4 separate regions of the Homo sapiens genome follow, and all the other regions are linked to region 4. Evidence: chromatin loops called from intact Hi-C (ENCODE). Cell type or tissue: PC-3. All regions are shown on one strand.

Evidence for each region. Hi-C counts contacts between places; a loop is a spot of excess contacts. Peaks named below come from ENCODE experiments on the same cell type or tissue, not always from the same donor. Only the 100,000 strongest peaks of a DNase experiment are listed, where the experiment ranks them.
Region 1: a loop joins it to region 4, with 22 times the contacts of the local background. A loop is called at or near these places in 3 of 110 quality-filtered maps.
Region 2: it touches region 4 in a loop (9-fold over the local background); 33 of 110 quality-filtered maps call a loop at or near these places.
Region 3: it touches region 4 in a loop (13-fold over the local background); 38 of 110 quality-filtered maps call a loop at or near these places.

Annotation. Positions count from the first base shown.
Region 1 is chr7:48,135,710-48,143,709 of GRCh38, reverse strand. No RefSeq gene overlaps it. Among named protein-coding and RNA genes, the nearest start is that of ABCA13, 32 kb to the left of the region's middle. In PC-3, a CTCF peak has its summit at 4,157 (motif pointing left); a DNase peak (open chromatin) is centred at 3,429; H3K27ac peaks cover 708 bases.
Region 2 is chr7:48,423,938-48,431,937 of GRCh38, reverse strand. It overlaps ABCA13 (ATP binding cassette subfamily A member 13), which reads right to left. Exons shown (of 62, transcript NM_152701.5): 42 at 4,067-4,172. Among named protein-coding and RNA genes, the nearest start is that of ABCA13, 260 kb to the right of the region's middle. In PC-3, a CTCF peak has its summit at 6,974 (motif pointing left); DNase peaks (open chromatin) are centred at 4,037, 4,627 and 6,947; H3K4me3 peaks cover 2,768 bases; H3K27ac peaks cover 3,058 bases.
Region 3 is chr7:48,295,180-48,303,179 of GRCh38, reverse strand. It overlaps ABCA13 (ATP binding cassette subfamily A member 13), which reads right to left. Exons shown (of 62, transcript NM_152701.5): 21 at 7,317-7,480; 22 at 5,869-5,948; 23 at 4,693-4,814. Among named protein-coding and RNA genes, the nearest start is that of ABCA13, 130 kb to the right of the region's middle. RefSeq lists a silencer at 3,299-3,358 and an enhancer at 3,706-4,905. In PC-3, a CTCF peak has its summit at 3,424 (motif pointing left); DNase peaks (open chromatin) are centred at 3,359 and 4,209; H3K27ac peaks cover 2,323 bases.
Region 4 is chr7:48,871,143-48,879,142 of GRCh38, reverse strand. No RefSeq gene overlaps it. Among named protein-coding and RNA genes, the nearest start is that of CDC14C, 49 kb to the left of the region's middle. In PC-3, CTCF peaks have their summits at 2,836, 3,442 and 3,641 (motif pointing right); a DNase peak (open chromatin) is centred at 3,652; H3K4me3 peaks cover 694 bases.

The sequences.
Region 1 (8,000 bases), 740 kb after region 4:
GCAAAATGTCCAGGGTCTGTGTTGCCCGAGGAAGCTGCATCATCCAGGGCTGTGGGTCCTGCAAGGTCATTTCCTTCATTTCTGGTACCAGGTTGGGTTCTAGCCACACCACAGTATGGTTTGATGCATCATACTGGAATCCAAAGAGGACCTGAGGGGGTCTGCACACAAGCATATCCTCTTCCCCACGTTAGCAAATCATTTGGACCACACTATACATTACTATTTACATCTTTCCATAAAATGAAGGTTTTATATCTTGAGTGATTTTTGCAAAGTGCTTTTCTATAGCTGATTGAAACTTATCCTCTAAATTTAAGAAATTAAGGGTAAATAAGGCTTGTGCCAATAGTGTTTCAGGGTCCTTACTCATATTCCCCCTTTGTTGTTTTCTGAGCATATTTTTAAGGGTAGAGTGGGCAGGTTCTGCTATGGCCTGTCCTTGGGGATTATATGGGATACCTGTGGAATGTTGGACATTCCATGTGTGACAAAATTGTTGAAATTGTGAGCTGGTGTAAGCTGGACTGTTATCAGTTTTAATCTCTGTGGGCAACCCCATAAACACAAAAGAGAAGAAGATGTTTAATGACATATCAGCCAGACTCTCCAGGAAGAGCAATTAGGTGGGAATTGGTATCCATGGATACATGTACATATCTTAGTTTTCCAAATTCAGGGACATGCGTAACATCTGTTTGCCATGACTGATTTGGTTCTAGTCCCCTAGGGTTGATACCTGTTGAGGAAGGGGACTTGCCTGTGAGCTGGCAATCTGGGCACTGCAGGATAATTTGTTTAGCTAGTCTTTAGGTTAACTGAAATTGTTTAGAAAAATTTCTCCAATTTTGGTGGAAAAATTGATGTGATTGGGTGGCTTGGCCAAGCAGTGATGTCATAACCTGCAGGTCTGCTTGATCATTGCCGTGAACTAGTGGACCGGGCAGCAAGCTGTGGGTCCGAATGTGTGTGATAAAAACAGAATGTGTCCACTGACCCAGCGATTGCTGAAGTCAAAGAAAAAGGATGCACAGGGTGGGCTCAAGAGTGGACTTAATGAGGGCTGTTTCAAGGTTTTAGAATAAATAAACAGAGTAAGCAGAGTCACTAACAACATTGATGGGCTGAGTGGAAAAGGTTTCCAGAGCCAATATTAGGGCTCCAACCTCAGCTCTCTGAGTACTAGTAAATCCAGATCGAGTAAGGGAGTTATGTGGTTCCCACCAGATAGCTGCTTTTCCATTTTTACCAGAGCCATCAGTGGAAAGCATTAAAGTGTTAGGTATGGGGGAGTGAACTACCTTTGTAGGCATAACTACAGTAGTATGAGATAAGAATTGGAATAGTTCATCAGTGAAGGGGATGTTCTATATGGCCTGCATAATTAGAGAGTACTATCTGAAGGTGTCCTATTAATCCTGTTGTTTAATAGGAAATACAAATAATTGGACTGAATATTGTGGGTCTATGCAATCTAGTTGCCTCTGAGAAATAGCTTGCTCTATTTCCTCAATTTCTGTTTTTGAAGCAGGGGTTAAATACCTGGGGGAGTCCAGGGCTGCATTGCCCTTTAAGATAGAAAACAGGTTCTGTAATTTGTCGGTAGTTATGCCCAAGTTGGGGTGAAGCCAGTTAATATCACCTGATAATTTTTGATAGCCATTTAAGGTATGTAAATTGTTAGTATTCAATTTAACCTTTTGAGGTCTTACTGACCAGAAAGTTAGTATATATCCAAGATATTTCCAAGGGGAGGACATCTGTGCCTTTTCATGTGCTATGATTAAAGCTCTTAACTGTGTATTCCTTTTGACAGAGGCATATAAACTCAAAAGTATTGGCTCCGTTAGGGCTGCCAGTAAAATGTCATCCATATAATGGATGATCTTGAAATTAGGAAGTTCTTTTCTACTGGGGAGCAAAGTCTGATTTACATGATACTGACACATGGTAGGACTGTTCAACATTCCTTGAGGAAGTACTTTTCAATAAATCAGTGAGCTGGCCTTTCATTATTGATAGCTGGTATTGCAAATGCAAATTTTTCTCTGTCCTGTTCTGCAAGGGGAATAGCATAAAAGCAGTCTTTTAAGTCAATAATGACTCCAGGCCAATCTCAAAGAATCACTGCAGGGGAAGGGACCCCCTGTTGAAGGGGCCCCATAGGTTGCAAATTAGCATTGATAGCATGTAAGTCATACAAAAGTCTCCGTTTACCAGAATTTTTGGGAATGACACAAATGGATGAATTCCAAGGGCTGTTTGATGGTTCTATATGGCCAGCTGTTAATTGTCCCTCAACTAATTCGTGGGATCATTGTTAACTTGTCTCCCTTTTAAGGCCACTTTTCTACCCAAACTGGATCTTGTCATGTCCCAAATTGGAGCCATGTCAGGGGTAGGGGAGAAATTACAACAGTGGCTATTATCAGAAAGGGGTCATATGGTAGTTGTCTGCTATGGCCTCAATTAATCCCCTTGTAAATGGGCAAGTGGCTCCATTTTCTCTAATGCTTTTTCTTATTTTTTATAAGTGTTGAAAGTAATGGGTTCATGTACCCCATTGCCTTGTTGATCTTGCATCACCAGGCAAGCCAAGAGCTCCCCTTCTAATGCCACTTGCTTAAGACAGGGTCCCATAACTATAGTGTATCCCTTGTCTTTTTTCCAATTAACTGAGGGAGGGGGCTCAGGGAAAATCTGTCCCCTCTGTGGCACCTTTACCTGGTAACAGCAGGGCTGAGGGAGGAGGATGAGGTGGTAAAGTAGATGATGGCTCTTCCTCCCCTCCCTTTTTATGCTCTTCTGTGTAAAGCAGGGCCAAAGCAGCCCTAACTAAGGCCCATAACGTTAAAGATGTTACTGGGACTCACTGTCGTTGTACATAATGTTATTTAAGAATTTTTCCTACTTGTTCCCAGAGCTTTAAGTCTAGTGTGCCTTCTGAGAATGATGGATTATGGAAAACAACAGTTTGCATTAGGTCCCTTAACTGGGACTCTGAGAGCAAGGCTTTGCTAGCTTTAATCAGCGGTTTCAACACTTTCATATACTGTTGCTGTTAAGCTGATAACTGTTGTCCCATGATGAAACCCCAGCTTGAAAATCCCTTCAAACTTGGAAATCAATCCCCAGCAGGCACCAATTATTTACTGCACAGTCACTTCACTTTCATTTTTGAGGGTTCTGTCGTGATCCGTTGCAGTGTTCCTCACACAGGGCACCTCCTGCCAGGTCTGTCCTGCAGACCCTGGCTGACAGATGAAATGAGTGCTCACACACAGGCATGCAGTGTAAGAGCAGCTAGGTGACTGCCTGGCTCTAGTGGCCAGAGAGCAGCCCAGAGAAGCTGGAGCTGCTTGCTTTTATTCAGTGCAGGCATAATGCCAAAAGCCTGGAGCAAACACAAGCTGTAGGTAGTTAACATTTATTGTTCCCCTTTCAGAGAATGTCAGGCATGCAGATGATCAAAGGTCAGTTCCTGGTCAACATAAGTAAACAAGCCTGTTTATGATAAATTCGCCTGCATTCCCTTGTACCTACTCCTTGCCCCCTGCATCAGGGTTATACAACAGCTGCCTTCAGCTATTCTCCCATGGGCTCTGCAGAATCTCCGACCTTTCAGAAGGTTTGCGCCCTTTCCCTATCATTTTTCCCACCACTATAACCAATCTCCCACAATCCTCTCCGTAGGGCATAGGCCAAGTAAATGACTTTGTAACTTTACTTCATCCTCTTCATTTACATAGGGCATACCCCAAGTAGAGAATATTGAAACTCCCAAAAATTCTGAACCTCTATGCTCAGGCCCACTCCCACACTGTGGAGTGTACTTTCATTTTCAATAAAACCCTTCATTCCTTCCTTGCTTTGTTTGTGCATTTTGTCCAATTCTTTGTTGAGGACATCAAGAGCCTGGACACCTTCCACCATTAGCAGATTTTGCTCAGCCAGCCAGGAGGAAGATGTAAGCCCAAAGTTTGGGATTCATTTTTCTCCCTTTCCTTTCTGCTCCATGCAGGGGCCCTCTCTCTCCCTCTCTTTTCCTTTTCAACTTGGGACCCTTGGTGGGCAGCGCCCAAACATGGAAGGAACTGCAGGTTTCTGGCCGTGGCCAGTGAAACTAAGGAGTTTCCATGTGGAGAAGCCTGACTGCCACCTCCTGGTTGGCTTAAGGAACTTGGGTCTTTTTCTTTCTTTTTTTTTTCCCTTCTTTCTTTTTCGGTCTTTCAGCTGCCATTTACAATTGCCCTGCCCCGAAGGGGGAAGGACTTTTTAAAAATATTTTCCACGCATGGTCCCTGATCCCTACATGAAGCACAGCTTGGAGCAAACTCGCACATGTTTCAGGGGACGTAAACCTTCTTTTCCTATGCTAAATTTTTCCCTGATCATACTCAACTGGCTGAGGAACAAAAAGGCCCACCCGGCATCCAGTTCTTCACATTACAGTTCATGTCTGTTCTTATAAAGCTCATAATAGGCTCTGGCGGGGAAAACCTGCATGTGGCACCCACCTAAGGCCAGAGATGTCTGGCACTCTAAGATCGGGCCCCACAGGAAGACGCTCCCGGGGGTCCAGCAGACCTCAGCCTGCCCAAAAGGGCTGCTCTCGTCAGAGGTTCTGAGGTCTAGTATTAACCCTCCTTAGAATTTTCTCTCACAGTGGCAATGCTGTTTGGCTCCAACATTGTTTGGAATCTGGAGTTTACTGTTGAATGGAAAGTGGAATAGCATTGTATGTATCCAGACTTTTGTGCTGCCGTTCTAAGCAGGGGGCCTGGTTCACGTGTGACGCCCTCCTTTGGCTTGGTTTGGCCCCAGTGCTCTTGGGAATCTGGGGAGGTTTGGCCTTTAAAAATAAAACTGCCAGGCCACTGGGATCACTGCTCATGCCTGTGATCCAAGTACTTTAGGAGGCCAAGGTGGGTGGATCACCTGAGGTCAGGAGTTTGAGACCAGCCTGGCCAACATGACGAAACCTCGTCTCTACTAAAAATACAAAAAACTAGCCAGGCATAGTGACGGGCAACTGTAGTCCTAGCTACTCAGGAGGCTGAGGCATGAGAAAGGCTTGAACCTGGGAGGCGGAGGTTGCAGTGAGCCGAGATCATGCCACTGCACTCCAGCCTGGGTGACAGAGTAAGATGTGGTCTCAAAAAAAAAAAAAAATCAAACTGCCATGGAGACTGCTTTATCTGAAATTTTGGTTCACAGCCTTCATTGGATTATCTATTGGGGCAAAGTAAAACCAGCAAGCTTGTATTGCTATCTCATGGCTAAGGTTCCAAGCTATTGGATCTTCATTTATGTATGTGTATACATGTCTAGATGTGTTTATTTGTATGTACACTGTTGTACATATGTTGTGTCTATCAAATTGGCTTATAAGTAAAAGAGCACTCATAAATTAAGTAAATAAGTCTAAGAATTTCAAGTTCATGTGACTTAAAGTATACCTTTACTAAACAAGCTAGCTTTAAAATTATTGGTGGGATAAAAATAGAAATGCCTTCAGAATTGTCAACATACATTTTGTCTGAATTTTATGTTTGTCTTTGCTAGATATTTTAAAATGTCAGTGTTAATTCAAGCTGGTAGCTGCTTGGAGCAAGCTATTCAAAGTCTCACTGAAATAAATGCATATCTGGTTCCTTCCTTTGGAAAGGCTCATCAGAAACTCAAAAGAATGCAACCATTCCTCTCACACCTACCTGTAACCTGGAAGCCCTAACCCCCTCCCAGCTTCTAGTTGTCCTGCCTTTCCAGATGGAACCAATGTTCATTTTACATATGTTGATTGATATCTCATGTCTCCCTTGTTAAAAGTAAAAAAAAATTAAGTACAGTGAATGGGATAAATGTTTTAGGTAAACTTTTTTTGTAAATTAAAATCTTATTTTTAACATTCATTTAATATCTGGGTCATTTCCAATTAAGAAAGGGTTGTAATATAGGGAAATATGTTTCTAAAATTGTGGAATTGTTCTTATTTATGAATGCCCATATCTAATAGTTCAGGATTTCTTGCTTTTTAGAGTTTTGCTAAAGTTTTAGGTTACTAGGGATACAATTCTAGTTAACACGTAATTCTGTATACAAAACGTGCCAGAAAGGGTTATTAGTGGAAAAAAAATTATTTTGCCTATTCAGAAGTTATCTAAAAGTTAGCTCAAATTACAGAGCTTTCAAAAGGTTATTTATGAAACAATGTAGTAAGGAATTTTTAAACAGGGAGAAAGATGTGGAAAAAGTTTAAATAATAAAATATTCTTTAAAACCTGATAAAGAATTGGAAACATTTGGCTAATTAGCATTTTCGTAATTAAATCTCTTAATCTTGATTAAAATAAAATAAAAAGTATTGTACAATGCATCGGCAGTTTGGCAATTCTTTTTTTAATATAGTTAAACATGAAGCTGGATTTAGTGTAAAGCCAAATTTCACATACACGCTTGCATTGTTTCACACTATGGTTACTGTTTTGTGTGGCTAGTGTTAGAGTACTTATTGGTCATGTGCCTAAAGAGGATTTCTTTCTTTTTCTTTTTCTTTTTTTTTTTTTTTGAGATTGAGTCTTTTTCTGTTGCCCGGGCTGGAGTGCAGTGGCTCGATCTCGGCTAACTGCAACCTCCACCTCCCGGGTTCAAGCGATTCTCCTGCCTCAGCCTCCCAAGTAGCTGAGACTACAGGCACATATCACCATGCCCAGCTAATTTTTGTATTGTTAGTGGTACTAGGTTTCACCATGTTGGCCAAGCTGGTCTCAAACTCTTGACCTCAAGTAATCCATCTTCTTGATTGCACGGAAGTATAATGATATTGGTGAATTTAAGGGTATTGAATTGTGTATCAGGAATAAAATATTCATTATGTGGGTTTTGGGGGGCCCTAGGTAACACTGTAGCCTCCAGGGTAAATTAAGTAGGAAAATTTAGGATTGGTTTTCTGTTTATTTGTTTTTGCTTCTAGTTTTCATTCATTTGCTGGTTATTCTCCTCTGGCTTTGCTTGTGTATCCATATATATAAAACCCTGATGCTTTTTAGTTTCTAGTAGAAGGCTTTTATTTGGTTCTATGAATAGTTATTTTGTTTCCTTGGCATTTCCAGCAAGTCATCATTCACTTCATTTACCTGGAATTTATAAGCTACTTTTGTCAAGCTGCAGGAATTGATGGAGCACACCAGCTATAAACTAACTTTTTGGATTTTAGGCTTCTTGATACTTTAAATGGGCTGAGTATACTTTCATAAATAGAATTTGAGTCATATTTCTCCCTCTGCCTAATTTCTCCAACATTTGTAAACTATTTGTGAATATTCTTAATTCATGACAATGTGTTTTTTTGCATACAGTCAAGCAGGGCTGCCAGGGCTGCCAGGGCTGCTTAGGGAGAGAGAACCCAGAAACCTGGCATGCCAGCAAAAGGGTGAGAATTTCTCACCAGTCAGTTTCTGGCCTCTTTCTGTCTGTGTAAACTGATTAAATATAAAGAAAAAGTCACTGTTTATCCCCTCTGTAAACTTTTAAATTAATTGGTTTAATAACAATAAGAGCTTAAATCAAATATTTTGTCAGAAATGTAGAAAATGTAATGCCTTTTAGCTTACATGACTTTAGCAATCTTTGGGAAATAAAGATGGTTTTAGGGCTGAGTGCAGTGGCTCACGCCTGTAATCCCAGCACTTTGGGAGGCCAAGGCGGGTGGATCACGAGGTCAGGAGATCGAGACCATCCTGGCTAACATGGTGAAACCCCGTCTCTAGTAAAAATACAAAAAATTAGCTGGGCGTGGTGGTGGGCGCCTGTAGTCCCAGCTACGCATGAGGCTGAGGCAGGAGAATGGTGTGAACCCAGGAGGCAGAGCTTGCAGTGAGCTGAGATCATGCCACTGCACTCCAACCTGGGCTACAAAGCGAGACTCTGTCTTAAAAAAAAAAAAAAAAAAGAGGGTTTTAAAGATTATTGGTAAAATACAATTGTCTTCAAAATGTAAA
Region 2 (8,000 bases), 450 kb after region 4:
TCCCCTCTGCCATCTATGTAGAAGCCAAAAAATACAGAAGAGGTTATTTCAAAAACACCTGGCTTTTGTCTAATGGATGAATATTATTGAAACCTAAGAAGGTTTCACAAAGTGTTTGCGAAAACTGCTTCATCAGGTATAGTGCCAGCACTGTCTAAAAAGACCAGGAAGAATACAAGAAGGAAAGAAGACTATAAAAGATATGAAATAAGGCTTACATCTGGAAGATATAAAATTGTGATGATTTATGTACCTAACAGAGCCCGCAAAGACATAAAAACAGAAGTCAACAGATTTAAAGGGAGAAATAGGCAATTCTACAATAATAATCAGAAATATCAATACCCAAATTTTATTAACAGATAAAATAATTTACAAGAATATCAACAAGAAAACAAAAGACTTGAACAACCACTACACACAAACTAAATATTACAGATGTCTATAGAACACACCACCTATCACAACAGATGAACATTCTTTTCAAGAGGCATGGAACTTTCTCCAGCATAGACCATAAAACAAGCCTTAATAAGTTGAAAAGAGATTTGTTGTTGTTGTTGTTGTTGTTGTTGTTGTTGTTGTTGTTGTTGTTTGAGACAGAATCTCCCTCTGTTGCCCAGGCTGGAGTGCAGTGGCATGATCTAGGCTCAAGGCAACCTCCACCTCCCACGTTCAGAAGTTTGAGACCAGCCTGGCCAACATGGTGAAATCCCATCTCTATTAAAAATATGAACCCATTCTGGTTTCTTTCAGATTACAATAAAATGAAATGGGACTTTAATAACAAAAGGGAATTTAGAAACTCACAAATATGTGGAAATCAACACAACCTAAATAAGAAATGAAAGAAATCAAAAGAGAAGTTAAAAAATACTTTGAGATGAATGAAAAATGAAGATACAACATATCAAAATTTACAGGGTACAGCTGAAGCAATGCTTAGAGAAAAATTTATAGCAGTAAATGTTTATAATTATAAAAAACAGATCTCAAATTCATGCAAACTTCCACCTGAAGACACTGGAAAAACAGAGCAAACTAAATCTAAGGTAAGTAAAAGAAACAAAATAATAAAAATTAGAGCTGAATTTCATGAAATTGAAAAGAGAAAAATCAATAAAACCAAAAGCTGATTCTGTGAAAACATTACCAAAATTGACAACACTTCAGCTAGATTAACCAAGAAAACGGAGAAGACTCAAATTATTAGAAGTGGAAATGAAAGGTGAAACATCACTACAGGCTTTTTTTTTTTTTTTTTTAGACGGAGTCTTGCTCTGTCGCCCAGGGTAGAGTACAGTGGCACAATCTCAGCTCACTGCAACCTCCGCCTCCCGGGTCCAAGCAATTCTCTGCCTCCGCCTCCCAAGTAATTGGGATTACAGGCACCTGCCACCATGCTCAGCTAATTTTTTGTATTTTTAGTGGAGACGGGGTTTCACCATGTTGGCCAGGCTGGTCTTGATCTCCTGACCTCATGATCCACCCAGCTCAGCTTCCCAAAGTGCTGGGATTACAGGCGTGAGCCACCACGCCTGACAAACATCACTACAGACTTTTAAAAAACAAAAGGAATTATAACTGATTACTATGAACAATTGTATGCCAATAACATAAAATAGCATAACGACTGAAATGAAATGGACAGATTCCTAGAAAGACATAAAACACTGAAACTGATTTGAGAAAAATATAGATAATCTAATAGCCCTACATCAATTAAATATTTGAATTAATCATAATTAAAAAACCTACCCACAAAGAAAAGCCCAGACCCAGAAGCCTTCACTGGTGAATTCCACAAAACATTGAAAGAAGAGCTAATACCAATTATTCACAAACATGTCCACAAAATAGAAGAGAAGGGATCACCTCTCAACTCATTCTATGAGGTGAAGATAACCATGATAACAGCGCCAAAGACACTGCAAGAAAAGAAAATTGCAGACCAATACCTGCTATAAAGATACAAAAATGCTCCACAAAATACTAGCACAATAAAATCCAGCAATATATGACATGACCGGGTAGAATTTGTCCCAGGAATGCAATGTTGTTTTAACTACCAAAAACCAAAAATATACCATATAAATAAATAAATAAACAAAAAACAAATGATCATCTCAATAGATGCAGAGAAAGCATTTGGCAACATCCAACACCTTTCATGATTAAAAACACTCCACAATTAAGAACAGATAGAAACTTCTTCAACTTCATAAACGGCATTTATGAAAACCTAGTTACCATTCCACTTAACTCACACAATTCCATAATTAGAAATTCTTCCAGCTCTAGAAATAAAATCTGCCCAATTTTAATAATGGACAAAAAATCTGAATATGACTTCTCCAAAGAAAATATACAAGTGGCCATGAAGCCTATGAAAAGATATTCAACATCATTAGCCACCAGTGAAATGTAAATAAAACCCACAATGAGATACACACTAAGGTGTGTGTCACATCCACTAAAGTGTCTGTAATCAAAACAGCAGATAATAACAAGGGTTGGGAGAATGTGGAGAAATTAGAAACTTCATATACTACTGGTGGGAATGTAAGGTGTGATCACTTTAGATGACAGTCTAGCAGTTTCTCAAATGATTGAAACATATGATTCAGCAATTTCACTCCTAGGTATACATGTAAGAGAAAACATATCCACAAAAATTGTGTATATAAATGTTCATAATAGTATATTTGCAATAGTAAAAAACTGGAAACAACCCCAAATGCCCATCAACTGGTGAATGGACAAACAAAAATGTGGTATATTTATACAATGAAATATTTGGTAATCAAAATAAGTTGAGTACTGGCACGCTGTAACATGGATGAACCTCAAAAACATTGTGCTGAGTGAAAGAAGCTAGTCACAGAGGGCCACACATACTATGATTCCATGTATATAAAATGTCCAAAATAGGCACATCTATTAGAGATTGAAAGTACATTAGGGGTTGCCTATGGCTGAAGAGATGGGGATTTTGAGGAGTGATTGCTAAGTGACACCAGTTTTCAGAGTAATGAAAATGGTATAAGGTTGATTGTGGTGATGAATGCAGAACTCTGAAGAAGCTAAAAGCCACTGAATGGTCCCATTTATATGAGTGAATTGTGTGTTATGTGAATTATATCTCAATAAAGCTGTGGGAAATAAAAATATATGCCTAACATAATCATTAGGAGAATGCAAATTAAAACCACAATGAGAAACTACTACACATCTATTTTAATAGCTAAATTATATGTTTTTCAAATCTGATACTACTAAGAGCTGAAGAGGAAGTACAGCAATAGCAATTCCTACAGTTGCTGGTAAGGATGCAATTTGGGAAACATCATAAAAGGTTATAACATATTTAATTCTAGTTACTTATTCATGGGTTCATGTGCCTAGTAGACTGAAATCTCTGAAGGAAAGCTCTTAGATTTATTACCCTCCACATCCCTAGAGCTCAGCTCAGGGATCCTTGCTGAGTTGCTGCTAATAAATATGCCAGGAATTGGACTGAACTGGAGCTTCAGTCACACACCTAGATACCAAATCTGGATTCTGTTCAATCATTAAAGCCTATAAAGGAGGCTGCATACAAAAGCTGAAGCCATGATTTGGTCCCAAAGGGACAGAGGTCGCATGAAGGCAAAGCCCACATCCGGGGCTTTGTTAAACCATGCAAATCCATTACCAGGAGGGTGCCTGCACATAAGAGGCACACCACGCAGGTAGGCCAGATCAGTTTGTTTGTGATGAAGGTAAAATAAGATGAATGATGGTCATTATTCTAACTGTATACATTGAGAAATTTTTTATATACTAAGTCAAGTCCTGAAGAAAAGATAAATGTGTCCCATAAACACACAGTTTTTTTTTTTCAAGCCAGGATAAAACTCAACGTTTTTTTTGCCTCTGACCTGTATTTACTTGCCCCCTCACTATACACTCACATCTCCTCACTAACTTCAGAACCTTGCTATACAACTTTTAAAACAAGGGATGTTGAATAAGGCTGGTGTCATTGTTCCTCCAGCAGAAATGCAGGAAGCCATTCTGTACTTACAGTAGCCAGACAGATGTCCTGTAGGCCTGTGGTTCTGCAGCTCTGACTCAGTCCCCAGGGCAATGTGAGATTTCTTGTTGGAATCTTGCAAAAGCATCAAAAACACCTTTCGGAGAAAAAAAAACGCCATGTATTATTTTATGTTTCTATACACATCGCATTTCTTTTCTTCTGCCTCAATTGCCTAATCCGGTTGTGACAACATATGCCAAACACACCCCATATATTTCATTTAGCCATCCATTTAATTGGCATAACTCTAAGACTACCTAGGTCTCAGCAAAACAGGCTACCCATAGGATGCAAAGATGAATGAAACTTGACTGTGAACTCCCAGACCCTCACGGGCTAGTGGAGGCTGGTCAAATGCATAGGCAGTGGTAGGCAGGGAGGGGACAGATAGCAACACAGTGTATCCAATTCAACTTAAGTTTGTGACTCACTGTACCAGCATCTTAGGAATTCAGAGGTGAATCAGACAATAAAATTGCAATGCTCAGTTTACTTACAGTAGATGGGATCTCATACATAAAAATCCCCATTAAATGTATGCTTTCCATGGGCTATGATATATGATGTCACTAAGGTAGTTAATCAAATAACTTGCTTGAAGTCATTTCTTGGTTAGTAGTGGAGGCAGAAGTCCAACCTCAGTTTATTCAAAGCCAAATACTATGACTAAAGTAGCAAAAATAAGGTGAGAAAGCAGAAGTGCAAGCAGACACAAAGGGAAATGAGGTGGGGTGGAGACATCGAGGGCCTTGAGCTGCACCTGGATCGCTGGCAGGGATTTATGGAGTGATGGAAAGAGAATCTCTAAAATAAACATTGGGCAATTCACGAGAAGCATACAAGTCAAGGAGACATCGCCCTGCAGCAGCACAGTCCTAACTGCTGGAGTTCCACTCTTGGCAAGATGTGGGCCGGCTCTGTCTGCAGGCATAGGACTGCACCACGCAGAGTGTTGGCTGCCTCGTTGTATTAATAAAACAGAGATGATGATCACAGTATTTAAAGTTCAGTAGATGATGGCTGTAAAGTGCCAGGCACAGACTCTGGAAGCATGCAGTAAGTCTTCTATTATTCATGTGGTTAGCCAAGGTTTCCTGAACGTTCTCTGTGGGCCATGCACAAAGCTAGGCACTGTGCATTGCCACTCTCTCCCTTAGCATCATCTGTGCAGGTGCTTCCATCACCCCTTCCTCTGCACGTATCCATAGAGATATTGGTCCCTGGCCCTGGCCCCTCTCCAAGTGACTCCTGCTGGGCCAGCGTCACTGTCCATCCAGCTGGTACCTCCCACCCAATGCCCTGGGTAGTGAAGTCCTATACCTGCATATACAGATCTCAGCCCACACTGAGCACCCTGCCTCACTTCTGATTTCTCTACACAACCTCACCATTCTGATTCCTCTAAACAAGCAAAAAGGGATTGACTGTCTCTAGATGTTCCTGAGGAGCCCCTAACCACAGGGAAAGATGGGGGAAGGCACCAGAAAGAAGAAGCCATGAGCAAGCAAGCCTTCAGGAGAGGCATGCAATATCTCCGCACGTGGTTAATTAGTTTGCATGGAATCCTACTGAGCAAAATCTGCATGAGTAGCACTAGTGAAAGGTCAGATGCAGCTACCTTCATGTGAAAGATAACACTTTGCTGATTCTCAGTAAGACTCCAAGGAAAAGCTGTAAACCTCACTACTATTGCAAATAATAATAAGAAGAAGAATGATTAATAACATTTCTGAGTGTGCGCCAGCCATGTGACCTTGAACACATTATTTTACCACTCTTTAACTTAGTTTCCTCACATGATAAATGGTAATAAATAAGAGGCCGGGCGCGGTGGCTCACGCCTGTAATCCCAGCACTTTGGGAGGCCGAGGCGGGCGGATCACGAGGTCAGGAGATCGAGACCATCCTGGCTAACACAGTGAAACCTCGTCTCTACTAAAAATACAAAAAATTAGCCGGGCGAGGTGGCGGGCGCCTGTAGTCCCAGCTACTCCGGAGGCTGAGGCAGGAGAATGGCGTGAACCCCAGGGGGCGGAGCCTGCAGTGAGCCGAGATTGCGCCACTGCACTCCAACCTGGGCGACAGCGAGACTCCATCTCGAAAAAATAAATAAATAAATAAATAAATAAGACATATTATAGGATTGTTGCAAGCAATAAATGCATTTATATATAAAGTTATAAAAACGATGCCTGGCATGTAGCATGCTGGCAATGTCTGGTCTCAACAGTAGCTAGATAAGGATGAGTAAGTGTAGTAGGGTGTATGTGCTATGTTTCATCATGTAATTCTCAGATCAATCTGATGAGATGAGTACTATTATCCTTGCTTAAGATGAGGGCACTGAGGCTTAGTGCAGTAAGTCTTCACCTAGTGCATTTATAGGGAATTAAATAGGAAACAATAGAAATAGTGAAAATCAAGAATTATTCATTGACTAAAGATTTTCCTTTATATCTTATTCTAAATGGAATTTTCATTTAATGGTCATATTTAACTATGATTATATGAAGCATACCTTGATAACTAAGGCATTATTGATAACAATATTCATCTGTCCTTTTTAAATTTTCCTTTTCTAGCCCCTCTCATAAAAGGCCATAGTTGTATGTGGCGGGGAGGAGGGTGTGTGTGTGTGAGTGTGTATGAACATGTGTGAATGTATATGCACATGTTTGAATGCACACATTTGTGGGCATGTGTGTGTTAGAGGAGGAAACAGAATAAGGACAGAGTTTTTGCCCTCAATAATCTCACAGATCAGCAGGAGATACAATCAATTATGGTACGGCACTAAGTATCTGGGTACAATGTGTCTGAAAATTCTGGAACTTTGCCTATGAACAGTGAAAGGCAAGCCTAAGACCATCAGAATGTTATGCGTGCCATCAAGTGGCAACTCACCTTAACTGCAGGCAGGCTGTCCGGGAGGCTCTGAGATTTTGACAAAATGTCAAAGTAGCCCAATTAACAGAGAGGGCAAATAAAGGTTACTCTTTTCAAAAGCAATATGACACTGATCACTGTAATCAAAGATTTGGAGTCTTGATGGCAGACTTTGCCTTTGTTATTTTGCATTATAATTCTCACACTGAATCACACAGACAGCAACTGTAAAACTCCCCTTGGCAAGTATTTCAGGTAACCCTAACATCCAGAATAGAACATTACCCAGGGATTTAATGAAAGAAAACTTACAAGAAGGCTCCTAACATTTCACTGAATTCTGGACATAGAATTTCCACATTACATCATTTTACAGTAAGTCCTCACTTAGCGTCATCAGTAAGTTGTTGTTCACAACTGCAACTTTCAGCAAAAGGACATACAGCAGGTCCTCAAATAATGTCATCTCATTCAACGCCATTTTGTTATAATGTTGATGAGGGAAAAAAAGTTGTTTTGCTTAAAGTCTTAGTTTCCAAGAACCCATCAACAATGTTAACTGAGTTCTCACTGTATTCCTTCTTATCTGATACATACTTTCCAGCAATATTTAAATCACTATTTATACCGAAAGGTGTTCTTCAAGTTTTTTAAAGTAATTCAAATAAAGAAACGTAAACTCTCTTTCATTTCAACAATTATGAGGAGATGCAAAATACTGCAAAAATATTCTTATTAAGAGTATAAAAGTCCTGATCAAAACATATAAACAATCTTCCAAAAGAGATAGAAATAAAGGTTAGGCAACTGCACAGGAAGTGAATGCAGGCTAAACATCTAATGTCCTGGCTACACTTTCCAATTTAAGAAGAATGCTGCGTTTGTGCATTTAGTATGGAATGACATTATTTATACATATGTCTTCCTCCTCTTTTGGTGGTATTTTCTATCATTGTAACTGAATATAGGCCATAAGCCAATTCAAATGGACCAAATAAGACCTACACCTTCCCACTTTCATACAAAAGAAGTAGAA
Region 3 (8,000 bases), 580 kb after region 4:
CATTAAAAAGTGGGCAAAGGACATGAACAGACACTTTTCAGAAGAAAACATACATGCAGCCAACAAGCATATGAAAAAAATCTCAATATTACTGATCATTAGAGACATGCAAATCAAAACCACAATGAGATGCCATCTCACACCAATTAGAATGATTATTACTAAAAAGTCAAAAAAGTAACCGATTCTGATGAGGTTGCAGAGAAAAGGGAACATTTATACACTCCTGGTGAGAATGTAAATTAGTTCAACCATTGTGGAAACCAGTGTGGCGATTCCTCACAGAACTAGAAAGAGAACTACCATTTGACCCATTACTGGCTGTATACCCAAAGGAATATAAATCATTCTACCATGAGGATACCTACACATGTATGTTCATTGCAGCACTATTCACAATAGCAAGGACATGAAACCAACCTAAATGCCCATCAAGGGCAAACTGGACAAAGAAAATATGGTACATATACACCATGGAATACTATGCAGCCATAAAAAGAACAAGGTCATGTCCTTTGGAGGGACATGGATGGAGCTGGAGGCCATTATCGTCAGCAAATGAACACAGGAACAGAAAATGAAATACTGCAAATTCTCACATATAAGTTGGAGCTAAATAATGAGAACACATGGCTACAAAGAGGGGAACAAAGCACACTGGGGCCTATTTGAGGGTGGAGGTTGGAAGGAGGGAGAGAATCAGAAAAAATAACTATTGGATACTAGGCTTAATACCTGGGTGATGAAATAATCTGTACTACAAACCCCCTGACACGAGTTTACCTATATAACAAACCAGCATATGCACCCCTAAGCCTAAAATAAAAGTTTAATTTTTAAAAATAAAAAGGAAAAAATATTTTGCCAAAATTAGCAAGAAGCATTTTTGCAGAGATCAATGCCAATTGGGGAATTAAGGTTTAAAAATATTTACATAAGTGCAAGTAGGAGAAGAGGAAACCCATCGGCAAGCAGTAATTTTCTTAGAACTATTAATTTGTAACAAATTGAAGCAATAACATCATGTGATGGAAGAATAACACAGTTCAAGTTCAAAGACGTGGGTTTGATTTCAGGCCCTCTCCCAGCTGTGACTTCCACAGCATCACATTCATCTGTGAAAGAAGAGAAATGCCCTGCTCAGAGGGAGTTAAATGAGACACAAATGCCCTTAGCACAATACTCATTTCTCAGAATTCCTAATGAGCAAATAAGGTAACGTGGCTTTCATAAACCTAAGAAACGCTAGCTGACTTAATGGAAGGAGAGTAGCTGGAATTTCACTTTATTTTAGTGAATGTTTAATGAGAACCTACCACATTTACTGAGAATACTCTGGTAGGACAACAAATCAAACAAATCAAAGAGAAAAGCCCTACTCTAAGAACACCAGAGAATGAGATGGTGGTGGATGGGTGTGTGCACTTCATTCTGTGAATCCTGGATTACAAGGACCACAAACCCCAATCTCCTGATGTGGTGACAGAGCCAGACAAGCAGTCTAAGGCCTAGGAAGGACTTTCTCTAGAATGAGACTCTGCACATGACAGATGGTGTCTTCCAGGAAACTTCAGGCCAAACTTCTCATGATCCCAGAAACCCATAACTCTAGTCACACATTAATTACTTTTTGTCTTCAGAGAAAGAAAAAAAAAAAAGAATGAGCAAATTTTGACCAGTGTCTGCTCTGAAATGAGTTTCACCAAGAACTATCTGTTGGAGCTTTCCAGGAAACAAACTTCATGTATTAAAACAAGTGGAATGTGTAATGTTTCCAAACTCCTAAAAGGAATCTCTCCCTCTCCATAAATTATGCCCAGCAGCTCTGTTAATGTCGCAACCGACAGAACCAGCCCCCAGGACCGGCCCCAAGTGAGATAAGGAAATTTGACCAGATTCACCAAACTCAATCATTTCTGCTCAAAAGAAACAGAAAGAAAAAAAATTCAGAATACCTTTCCATTTGAAGGAGCCTCCCAGAAGAGATTGGAACTTTCAGGGAATGCCCTCTCCCTTCCTCCTTAAGATTTGTGGCGCGGGGAGAATGAATCCACTGAGGACTGTGAAAAAATATTCATCTTCCAAGCAAAAGTCCTCTGAACTCTGCCTAATTGTTTACCACAGAAAATAAAGGGACAGAGGGCCGACTTTTGATTGCTCTCTCAATCTATTTGGGTCCTGACACTTTGGCCTCATTGCTAATTTTAAAAGAATAAAAATTTGGCCCAACACAAAGAAGGAAGTCATTGTTGATTTGAACATGTGCCTAAAACATAGGAACACAGCATGAAGTGGATGGGTGCTTCACAGGGCAGGTGGACAGGATGCAAACCCAGGACAGAAGGCTGGGCTAGATGGGCTCCAGTGTCCAGGAAGCCCCTGTGATTTGTGGTTTTAATTGGGTGATGCTGATATTAGAGAATAGAGCTCTGCAAGAAAAAGGAAATTCCCATGGGTGGGTGCCCATGGCAGGTTCTCTGCAGCCAGGGAAGAGGGCAGGAAAGAAAAATGAGATGGTATCCATGCATCTGCTGCATTTGCCTCCTTCTGCTCACTCCTGTCTCTGGTCTTTTGACAGAAATGCCCCAGCTCTGTGACTCTCATATAGCTCTTCATATGCAGATCATCATTCCAGTCTGACATCCATCTTCACCGATTCAGGGAGGCTTCCAGGGACCACCTGTCCTCATTGTTGTGTTCTATTTGCATGATAGAACTTTCTGGTCTCTTAACACTGACCTTCTTTTGTTTGCATATTTACTGTGTCATCCCCCACAGAACATTGGCTCCCTTGGAGCACGGGCTTTGAGCCCAAGTTTTTGGGACCATGCCTGTCATGCAGAAACCTCCTAAGTGAATAAAGGAAGAAATGAATGAATGAAGATTTCTGCAATTTTGCCAGGGCTTTAGCACCACTGAAGAGTATTCCCTGCATGCCACCAACAGCCTGGACTAAGAATCTGATGTGATTATTTGCAAACTGACTAAAGCTATGGTAGAGAAACCCAGGAAGAAAGATAAGAAAAGGATACTAGAAATAATATGGTGCTGCTAAAAACCTGACAATCTAGAAAAAACAAGTATCCAAAGTGTCACCTCCTAACCTAATGTTAATTCCTTGCCTAGGATCTGTAGATACATGTGCATTTATGGATATACTTAACCATCAAAGCAAATAATCTCATTACTTATTTGAAACGCAAGAATGCAACTTTTTAAATACTCCTCCCAATTACTTAACTGTCCAGCTGTTTAGGCGATCATAATGATTCATACTGACAAAGAGGTAGAGAAAGATACACAGAGTGCAAAAAAAGCACTACAGAACCATCTACACAAGACAATACCACATTACCACAGGAGCCTTCTCTGTGCACAGCCCTCCCATAATAGAACAGCAGTGACACCCAGTGGCCACTTGTTTCATCAGGCAGTGGTCATCAAAAACAGTTGAGCCCAAACCCAAAAAGTATCATAAAACTGAATTTGAAAGGGACCCCAGAAGTTAGCTAATCTGACCCTGGTCTTAAAACATTCCCAGGTAGCTGCTCCGATTACTCCTTCCACTGCTTCTTTCCCCTATTACTCGTTTCAATAACTAAAGATTTTAAACCAAAAATCTTCATTGTTTCTCTATAAGGCATCATGCGAGGTAGGGAAGAGACAATTTCAGCACTGCCCCCTGCTTTCCTTGGCTCTTGCATGTTTAATAAGCTGAATTTGACATTTTTCCTTGAAGATAAATACTAAGTGCCTTATTATAAGTAACTTGGTGACACTGTCATTTGAATTTTGGTTTCCCAGCTTCTAATCTCTTTTTAATTTAGATTAATTCTTCATTAGTCCACCCGTCAAGCTTGCAATAAGCCCCAATTAACCAGAATTGACATGATATTAAACGTGTGTTGGGGCCCAGTTGATGGTCAATTGCAACGTTCACTTACGAGTCAGCTCCACGGTTACTACTTCTGGAAGGTTCTCTGTACAGGAAGATAAAACCCCAACTAGAAGTGCTGAAAGCTGTCTCAGAAAATCTCCTGCTAAGGATCCAGGTGATATCTGCTGTGGAAAACATGAGATGTCCCCGTTCCCCTTTTCCACAGAGAAACCATACCCCATGTGGCCCGTATGTGTTACTCATCCCTTGGTTTGTTGCAGTAGCTCTTTGATTGTTTTATCACATTTTTCAGCTTGGAGATGACACAGCCTGCCATTACTCATTTGCGTTCACAGTGATTCACTACGGTAGCACATAGTCAGACTGTGCCCAGTCACTCTCCACTCAGAGGAAGTCATAGTTGATTCTTAAGATATTTTTAGCTGTTTTTGGTTTTGGGTATTTTAAGAATTTTGCAACACCTGCTGAATCAAGCCGAGACCCTTCCCAGGTGTCATGCATCAGGGCTGGAAATCAACAGAATAAATAATCACCAACTTTGTTCTAACTCCAAATAAAGAAAATATTATGGAATTAAAAACCCTAAGATTTTGGCATGGGACAATGACACCCTTTGGTTCCTTGCTTGTTCTCTTGTTTCCTTTCTGCCTCCAATTATATCATTTGTGCAGCAACCCACTACACTAGCCAAAGGAGAGGAAGGCAAGAAGGAAGAAAGGACAACACAGTGCCAGTGACTTCAGGCTAAGGCTCCTTCCATGAGCAAAACAGACAGACAAGAAACAGCACCACACCTTGGAGTGGGAAATATTTGCTTCTAGAATGCTATGGATAGTCTCATTCGAGATTTGGATGGAAGAGCGAAGCTCCTCAGTCAACTTGGTGATATTCTTCATCAAATCTTTTATTTTTACATCTGCAAAGTAAGGAAAATAAGAAATTTGTGTAATAAAGGTTTAGATCATTACTGACTGCGAAAACAAAATTTGATATTACAACCTGGCTAGGATAGTTTCTTTCACACCATTCAACCCATAAATCACTAAATAAAGTCATACCTTACTCCCCTGGGAATAACTTAAATAATTTATATGACAATAAACCAAAATGCCAGGTTCTGTGGTATTTTCTGGTTACTGGTCTACTCTCTCTAAGGCCTGTATGTTTTAAGAACATTTACTTTAGAAAGAGTTTCTTCTGGCTGGGTGTGGTGGCTCACACCTGTAATCCCAGCACTTTGGGAGGCCGAGGTGGGCAGATCAAAGGTCAGGAGTTCGAGACCAGCCTGACCAACATGGTGAAACCCTGTCTCTACTAAAAATACAAAAAAAAAAAAAAAAATAGCCGGGCATGGTGGCACATCCCTGTAATCCCAGCTACTCAGGAGGCTGAGGCAGGAGAATCGCTTGAACCCAGGAGGCGGAGGTTGCAGTGAGCCGAGATCACGCCACTGTACTCCAGCTGGGTGACAGAGTGAGACACAAAAAAAAAAAAAGAAAGAAAGAAAGAAAGAGCTTCTTCTTAGGGAGCAGTGACCAAGTGCTATAAGAAACTCACTTGTATACATGCATCTACTCATCTCACTTTTTTAAGAAGAGAGGGATCATTTAAGTATTTGCCAGAATTCTTCAGACATGGCATGTTAATGCTACAAGAAGCTTCATGAGTTGACAGAGTGAACAGCCAAGGAAACAGAGACACACAGACATCAATTGCTTGTCCGAGGAGGCAAGGCCAGAGCAAAATCCAGACCACAGAAGCTTCTCTTTGTTCCTCTGCTTCAACATGGTACCCTAGGATTTCAGGACTTTCTTTATAAATGCCAAATACATCATACCAGCCAAGTTGTAAATGATTATGTATCACATATAGCATAAATTTTCTGTTGTATGTTTTATTTTAATAATATATTTGCATGAGAAACTAAATTTAATTTTTAATCAAGCAAACTTGGAAAACCACATACTTACCCTCAGTTACTGTGAAATTGCTGAGAAAAGTCATGATGGGATTCCCTGATGACCAAGTTTCCTCGAGGCTTTTGGCCAACCTAAAATGGCAGAAAATTAAAGCTAAATTAGGCAAGCTAAAACATCAGAAACAGTGTTGGAATGAATAATACTGCCTCAGCTCCCAAGAGATGGACTGGATAACAAGATCACATTTCCATAAAGTTCCTGCAACAATTAGACCCACATGTCTCCCAATACCATCTGTATGTGAATATCCATTAATACTACCCACACTCCAGTATTTCTTTCTCAGAGCTCCTGCCAACCGAGATGAACCAGGGGAATGAGGATGCATAATAAATGGCTTTTCACAACTGTGAAGAGAATAGATAGGATAGATCATGGAACGTACGAGAAATTAGGATAGCCAGGGTCAGATGAACATCATTCTTTCAGTGAAAAAGTCACTTGCAGAATTTAAAGTTCCTTATTTCCCCTTCTGGTGCTTTACACTTTCAGAACACTAAGCAAAATTGATCAAACATGAAGGTAATTTGAAAAATATTTGCGACCGGGTGCGGTGGCTCAGCCTGTAATCCCAGCACTTTGGGAGGCCGAAGGGGGCGGATCATGAGGTCAGGAGATGGAGACCATCCTGGCTAACACGGTGAAACCCCATCTCTATTAAAATAAAAAAACAAAATTAGCCGGGCATGGTGGCGGGTGCCTGTAGTCCCAGCTACTCAGGAGGCTGAGGAGGGAGAATGGCGTGAACCCGGGAGGTGGAGCTTGCAGTGAGCCGAGATCGCGCCACTGCACTCCAGCCTGGGCAACAGAGCGAGACTCCATCTCAAAAAAAAAAAAAGAGAAAAGAAAAGAAAAATATTTGCTGTTCAAACAGAAATTTATTCATTTATTTATTTAATTTATGAGACAGGCCCTTTATCTGTCAGCCAGGCTGGAGTGCAGTAGCACAATCACTGCTCACTGCAGCCTTGAACTCCTGGGGTCAAGCAACCCTCCTGCCTCAGCCTCCTATGTGGTTGGGACCATAAATGCACAGCACCAAATCCTGCTAATTTTTTTGTTGTTGCTTTTATTTTTTAGAGACAGGGTCTTGCTATGTTGCCCAGGTTGGTCTCAAATTCCTAGCCTCAAGCGATTCTCCCACATCAGCCTCCCATTAGAGGGGATTACAGGCATTTGCCACCAAGCGTTGTGGATTACATTCTTATATCTAATATCTTTATCGCCAATAAAGTTAGCCTTCTGATTAATGCTGCTGTTACATTTTACCACTCAAAAATTGTCATGGAAAACTTTGATGTTTGGAAAATATATATTAATATGCACATTAAGAGTATATTATACAGACCACTGTCTGAAATTCACATTTTAAAGAGTCCTAGACATCCTCTCTATGAATGGAAGTACTGGGGAGGGCATGAAAGAATATCAGAGCATACATGTACAAGTGCTGCTGCACCGTCTCCAGCCTCGGCTGGCTTGTGCAGTCCTGGCCAGTGGCATTTTCCAAGCTGCTCTTGAAGCTCTCCAAGGTGCTAGAAAGATTCTTGCTAAGACTTTCACAATTTAGCTGATTCGGCGAGGACCATATCTTTTCAATTTCCTAGAAAACATAGCAATGATATAGGTTAGAAGCACACATACTTATCTGTAAGATTTTGATTTATTCTCATTAGTCTCAGGAAACACAGAGAACAATCATGTCAGTTGCTTCTGTGCATTGCAGAGTAGTAGAAAGAGCCCTTGGCTGTGGAAATACAGAAGCCCAGATTTTACTCCTGGCTCCGCTGTTAGCCAGCCAAGCAAGACAGCTTGTTCTTGAACACACAGCAGAGAACACGCAATTCTCCACCAAATCGCCTGGCTCTTAACTTCCTGAAGCTCTGTTCCTAGGAACACACACAATTCAATAGCAGAAAAACAAATAACTCAATTTAAAAAATGGTCAAAGAACCTGAACAGACACTTATCCAAAGAAGACATCAAAATGGCAAACAGGTAAAAGAAAAGGTGCTCAATTTCACTAATCATCAGGAAAATGCAAATCAACCACAATGAGCTATTACCTCATACCTGTTAGGATGGCTGTTATCAAAAAGACAAGAAATAACGAGTGTTGGTAA
Region 4 (8,000 bases):
TTGACCAGTTGGTGGCAATTTAAACCCTCTGGAGGGGTGAGCTGACAGATTGTTATGAGATAAAGGGGTAGAAGAACCAACAAGAGCATCAATAGGTTGCCTCAGGAGGGCCTGCTGGGTGAGTAACAGGAAGTAGGTCAGCAGGTGATGGAGAAATCAAATGGACAATAGCGTCATACTTGCAAAACTGAGAAGAACATTACTTGTCAACATGAGATTTTATGGCAGATAAAAATATTCTGATTATTGGTGATAGGCAAGCTAGACCTCATGCATTTTAATAAGCTGTTTTTTCTTGCACAAATGCTTTTAAAAAAATATAGTAACTGGGTCTCCAAAGGGGGAAAAAAGATTGTATTTTCACAGTGATTATGTTGCTTGTGAATAATATGAGCTGCCCCGGCATCTCTTCTTGACTTCAATCTCATCCACCTTCTAAATATAAAAATGATATCCTCTGATATTGTTAGAAAAGGTTACAGATGTTTGTCTCACTCATGTTCAGGCTGTGTTTAAAAGAAAAAAAATGTAAAGAGAAAGCAGAGTTTAATGTAGATGACATGGGCTGTCTAGGCTGCCCAAAACCCTTGTCCTGGGTGTGCACCTCACAGTAACATGGGGCTCGGTGCCACACCAGGCTACAGAATAAAGCATGAAGTGCTGAGAAGAGACTGCATAGTGCTAACAGCTCAAGGTTTATGAGAAGACATATCAGCCATTAACCAATTATTTTCCTAAACCTTAGTTATTTGTTTAGCACCTAATATGCTCTAGGCTTGCAGTAACAATAGAAAGAAGAAAATCTGTATATATACCTATTTTTATATTCATCTATCTAGCCATCATCTATCCATGTAGAGAGATAGAATAGATAAATCATGTATAAGTGTGTGTGTCTATGTGTCATCTATCTCTATTGATTGATCTATTTGTATCTTTATCTCTATCTTTCACACACATTATCTGTAGCTATCTACCCATTTTTCCTCATCCTTTTATCTATCTAATCTATCATCTATCTATATCTGTTTATTGATCTCTATCTTCATCTCTATCTCTCTCTTTCTCACACATACATCTATTTTCTATATCTTCCTATTAATCTATCCATCCACATCTCTATATCTATTTGTCTATCTATCTATTTTGTATGCATTGACAGACTCTTGTGAGCCAGGCACTGTGAGAAGTACAATAGGTACTAAGAAAAAAGCTCCTGTCCTCAAGAGGCACTCAGGGTCTCATTTGACAGTGTTAAGGGGAAACCATCTCTGTTCACGTACTGCTTCCCCCAACTTCTCATGCAGCCGGATCCTTCTGACCTGTTTACTGGGAAGCCATGTCTAACTTTCTTCTCACTCCAGAGAATGAGTTGATGATCCACTTCTTGGATCCAATGACAGTTGTCACATTTTATTAAAATGTGTTCCTCACATCTTTTGTCAGTACTACCTATTTTCCCTGGCACAAAAGAGGCTCTCAACACATGTCAAGTCCTCACCATTCATTTGGGTAATACCTTAACTGTGCATAGTCCTGATTGAGCCTGGCCACAGCAAGAAATAATTATTTAACAATGCAAATGGCCCAATCTGAGTCACTTGCCTCTCAGTTACCCACAGTACAGAATGCTAGGGGACATTTATACTTATAGAGATTATGTGCATGTTGAAATTTCCTCATACCTAGTGTACTTCTTGGTCATTTTTTTCTACCTAGCTGATAACATATTTCAATTAAAAAAATCACATTTATCTTCACATTAGGAAATAAGACAGGGAAAACTTTATATACACATGCTTATCTATGGCAGCATTGAGCAATGGAAACATCATTGACTTCAGATTCAGATGAACTAGGTTCTAATAGCTGGCTCCTACCTGTGATGATTGTATGACTTGGGTAGTGTGACTTAATCAGTGAGCATCTGGGAAACATGGAATCAGTGTCTATCAGCAGCACTGTTTTAAGGACTGAAGGAGGTAACATGAAAACAGCTGAGTGGCACATTGTAGGTCCCAAACTAGCAAGGGTTATTAGTATTATTACTATTAACTTCAAAGCAATACATACTGCCAGATTGCCTACTATTTCATTTTCACTGGTGAGTAGTATTATAGTATTATGTATAAAATAACAACATCAGTATCAGCAATTGAAACTAGAGACCCAAAATTCCTCAAGTGAGAGGCTATTATGTTGTGGTAGAATTGCTCAAAGAAGTAATGTGCAACCTATTAAAATGATGTTTATCAAATGAAATACTGATTTCATGCTAAATGGAAAACCAAATACACAATTTAATTAAAGCATGAGAGCAACTATGATCTAAAACTGCTCTTAGAGAGAGCTGAAAGGAAAAATAATAAAATGCTAACGATGGTTTCTAAGGCTATAAGCGATCTGGAAAACCATTTCCTTCTTATATTTCATTTTTAAATTTCTACAATTAGCATATTCACACTTAAAATGAATATATTTTTATTTAAAAATTACGTATCACAATCCTAAAAATCTGTGTCTGTTTACTTTAGAAAAGTTTTTTTGTATGTGTGTTGCTCACCTGAGGCAGCAGGAAAGACGGTCCTAAAAGTTAGGAGCCTCTTCTGCCCTAAATATGCTGGGGACATCTTTGGTGTGTTACGATGTCTTCCCATCAGCAAATGAGGTCTTAGATCTGTATCAGCCCAAACAGTAAAGACAGTGGATCACAATCACAAAGGTAGAACAGAAGAATAGGCAACTCTTCTACTCTAATGCTCTTTTCCAAGATAATTGGTCCTTGGGGGAGGAAATTTAGAGTTCATATGAACAGAGGAACTGAAACTCAAACACCGAAAGAGACACCCCTGGTGGTGAATGCAAATATGGGGACAGGAGGGAAGAGATTTCTTACAGAGCTTTCATGATAGGCTCTGTTTGGCATAGAATAACTCCATTTATATCCGTTCATATGAACTCTACGTTTCCTCCCCAAAAACCAATTATCCTGGAAAAGAGCACTAGAATAGAAGTCTTGCCTATTCTTCTGTTCTATCTTTGTGATTGTGATCCACTGTTTTTACTGTTTGGGCTGATACAGACGTAAGACCTCATTTACTGATGAGGAGACACCACAACACACCAAAGATGTCCCCAGCATATTTAGGGCAGAGGAGGCTCCTAAGTGCGAGGGTATACGTGAGAAATTCTTAACCCTAATAGAATGCTCCAGGAGTTTGAATTAGTTGTCCATTCACATCTCCTGCGTCGAGAAACCCAGTGGCAAGGAACTTGATGGAAGTTGTTAATGACTGGAGTATAAACACATATAGGACATCGAGTGGCCTGGGCAACTCCTAAAAACACCAGATTCATGGGAAGACAGAGGCATCTTTTGAGAAAATCATCATACCTCAAGAAATCAAGCCCAGAGTGTCAGATGGGGCCACAGGCACGTGGTTTGAGAAACGGAATCAGGAATAATGGAAGACTATGCCTGGCTGTATCCCTACCTCTCTAGGACTATAGTTAAACAAAAGGTGGGGAGAAGACTCCTTTCTCTGAAAGAATTGCTCAAAGCTCAAAGGAATTCTCCTGCTGGGCCCTGAGGAAGAAACACACTAGCATTCGCGTTTGCAACCTGGTGGCCAGCAGAGGTCAGCCCAGCATCGTGACCATCTGTACTGTCAACTACTAAGAAAGAGTGCTGATGGGTGCAGCAAGCCGCCGTGGTATGTGTATACCTATGCAATAAACCTGCACGTTCTGCACATGTATCCCAGAACTGAAAGTACAATAAAATTAAGGGAAAGAGCACTGTTGCTACAGCCGAGGACTGAGAATAATCAGCATAGCTGAGAATTTAGAGCGCTGCTGGAAGCAGCCCTATCTCGAGGCCCCTAAAAGAAACTGGATAGAGACATATTCTGAGGGTAGATGGGTAAGTTCTTAGGTCACTAGCATTTATAGGAGCTTGAGATACATCAATGAACACAATTGACAAAGTGTCTTCAAGGAGTTTATATTCTACTAGTGGAGAGATAACATGGGCAAATAAAAATATGTAATACAGTGTAAGGTTGCAGAAGAATGAATGAACCAGGGGTGCTATTTTGGGAGGGAGGTTAGGGAAAGTACCACTAAAACAGAGACCTGCCATTCAACTACCCTGACAAGCTCATCATTTAAGAGAATCCCATGATAAATTTACATCATAAAGAAACCTAGAGCAAATTTTCACCTCATTCCCAAAAATTTCTGTTATAGTGTAAAAGATATTCAATATGATAATTTAAAATACATTGTTACCACCAAATACTTTGTTTCATTGTAAGGCATCAAAAACATAGTAAAAGTCATCAATTACTAGTAGAAATGGTATAAAATATTTATGGCACATTTAATAAATACCACAATGATTGTAATACACAAAATCTCCTTAATTTTATATGTTAGTTTAGGAAAATTTGAAGGTTTTTGCTTTGGGTTTTGTTTTTGTTTTGTTTTGTTTTGCTTTTTGGTTGTTTATGAAATGTGTAAGCCTGTCATCTAAGAAGCTTATATTCAGTACTTACTTACATATTGAGTCCCTGAAAAATGCCTGCACTTTCCTAGATTTGGGGATGAACAATAAGGGAGTGAGGCACGGTTGCTGTGTTCAAGTACTTCACGATAGAGTATTGGATTTGAAATCCCAGCAGTTTATTTCTGTGAGGCCATTCTTAATAATGTGAGCAAGAAAAAAATAAACAAATAAAATAAACAGAGCCTTCTAATAGCAACGTTAATCTATCTTTCTCTGTCACTAAGAATCTTATTGAAAGTATCATGCTCTGTGAAATCAAGTTAAAGGATTAGAGAGTGGCTAATTCTTTGTGGACATGGGCACTAGTTCATACAGGCATATGCTTCTGCTGACTGAAGACTATGACTGGGAGGGGTCTTGCTGAATAAGGATGTTCAGCTTCTATGGATGCTGCCAAAGTTTTCTAAAGGTTTTTCATCAGTTTGCTCTTCCACTATCCATGTACAAGAACTCCTGTTGCTCAGCAATCTCATCAACTTTTAGGATTTTGCTAATCTTGTGGTCATGTTTTACTATTCTCCTCTTTCCCTGTCTTCCCCTCCCTACACTTGTAGTGACTAAAGCCTGCATCGTTGTCCATTAGGCCACTTTCTTTTTTCTTCTCCCTACTAGAACCTGTTTCCTGCCGTCTTTGAGTAGGAAAGGATCTGATAACCAAATGTTTTTTAAATATCCACAATTAAAAGTTGCTTAATGTGTTTCTTTCTGTCTTCAGCTCTCATGCTGCCCAGCCAGTGTAGTTGAAGTCAGATGCCAGGCGGGCCAGTATAGACACAAAATATTCCAGGACCCCTACTCCTATCAGTAGTCACTAATAAGATCATTGATCTCAGCCTTCACATTGTAGTCCTTCCAATGGCTGGTGACAGGAAAAAAAAAGTCACTAAGAATAAAAATGTTTCTATTTCTATTTCCTGCAACTAAATAAAAACACATAATCCTTTGCATCCCAAAACCGTCTTTGCAGTTGTTATTTTAGCAGGAAAATCTTACTGCCATCTCTACATCAGAGACAGCTACTAAGTTCTATAGTAAGTTTAGCTCTAAAAAGTCTGTAATTTTATTGAATAGTTTGTGGCCCTTTTATTGCTATGTAAATTTTTATTTATGTGTACTAAATGTAAATTGTCAGGTTTTTTATTTTGTTGTTGTTGTTCTTTCTTTCTTTCTTTCTTTTTTTTTTTTGGACATTTTCCTTATGTCCCATATGGCTTTGCTGAATTTCTTACTTAAAGAAATGCCTAAAGAAATGTAAATATTTACATATTTCTTATTTTAAAAAGTACCTACTTAATTTAACACTGTTGATGTCCTGTGATAAAGAACTATATATAAAACCCCGAAATAGAAGTTATAAGTTATTATAAATAAAATTGAAAGCAAGAAGCAATTTAGAATGTAATATTTGCAACAAATGACTAGAATCTTTGTTTTATGAATCTCTCTCAAAACTCATTAGGAGAAAAAGTTTTATGGTAGGACATGGGTAAAGGATTTTAAAAGGCAACTTAGTTTTAAAAATAAAAAATTAGAATAGCTAATGTAAAAAACACTTCAGGCACAACAGTAATCTAAGAAACATATTAAAAAGCAGTGAGAATAGATTTTTTAAAATCTATTATATTAGCAAATATTAAATAAAATAAACCAGTATTGGCAAAAATGTAGAGACTTGTTATTAATGAAGCAGATATTGATAAACAGCTGAAGAAAAATTAAAACTTTGCTTTCTGACAAGGATGCTGAGCTTTGACCTTGCCTTCATCCCCTCTTTTCTTGAATTGTTCGTAGAGGACATACTCTTTGCCCTGACACATTTTTTCCGCTGGACAGCTCCACATCTTGGTACTATTTGGAGGAAAGTTTGACTGAGAGTGTAGAGTTGATTCAAACTCCTCTTGGCTAATTTTTGTATTACAGCTTTATTGAAATATAATTCACATACCATAAAATTCACCTCTTTATAGTATGAAAATTAGCAGTTTTTAGTATACTCAAGAGTTATGCAAACACCGCTACTATCTAACTTTAAATAATTTTTCTCCCCCAAACACAACCCCACCAAAAAAAACCCCACTCTCATCAGAAGTCACTCCCACTACTTTCTAGGTTGATTGCACCGGGAAAAATAAAATACAGATTCTCTTTAGACAAACATACCCTCAATCCAGGCTCTTGATATTCCCAAAGATTCAGATGAGTCAGAATTAAATAAAAACTAAAAAGTTAATAAAACAAAACAAGCAACTGTGAGAAAGAATAAGCACACACAATGAAAACCAGATTTAGAGCTCAAATAATTCAGATATTAGGATGAACAAAAACAAACTAGAAAAGGAATATGTCCAAAATGCTTAAAACATAAGAAAAGTAATTGAATACTACAGGAATGAATAAGAGATTATTATAAATATTATGACTGTTTAAAAAATTTTTTGAAATAAAATATAAACATTAAAATAAAAATATAGCTGGGTTGAAAAGTACATTAGCCATAACTGAAAAAATAATTATTGAATTAGAATATGTATTAGAAAAAAATCAACAAAATTACAACACAGAAAAATGAATTTTTTAAATATAAAGGAGGAATTAATATCTATGAACAAGTGAGCAGTTCTAATACATATCTCATTGAATTTCAGAAGAATTAATAGAATATAAGTGAAAGAGGCAATTCTCAATTTTCTAGAATTTGATGAGGACACTTCTTGAAATTCTAAACAGGATAAATTAACAATGTTAATTCTGAGACTTCAGTGGTCAATAATTGTAAGAATAACATAATAACCAGAAATCCACAGAAGCACAGTCATAGTGAAACTGTAGAACTCCAAAGCAAAAGCTACTCAAGAACAAAAATTACATGGACCATAGATGCTTTTAGTAGCAGCAATGGAAAACTGGAACTTAGTAAAATAATATCATCAGAATGGTGTGAGAAAACCAGAAGCCTGTAATCCTGTACCCAATTGTCACTCAAGCATAGTCCAAGCAAAATGCAATTCACAGGCTTGTTAATTCATCACCATCCCTCTGATAAGGCAGCAGAATATTTGATCTGGGTGGTATACATTGTTGCTTTCAACTGAATTGATAATGTTTTATTTCTTAAGGACTGTATTGGGCAAATAAATTACTTTACACAATTGCTATAGAGTAGTTGAAAAAAATAAACTAAATTGAAATACACTCATGTAGTAAGAGCTCAAAATATATTGCTGATTATAAAAAGTTTCAGACTATTATAGACAAAATATCCATGTTTATATGGAAAATAAATATTATTCTCTATAGTTATATTTGTATTAAATGCTCTGAAAAATGACTGGAAGAATATATAGAAAATTTGATGATGGTGGTTATCTGAGGCAAAAGAAAAGGGAACAAGTGAAGCTGAAAGGTATTTTATATTTTCCTGTGTTTTTTTTTA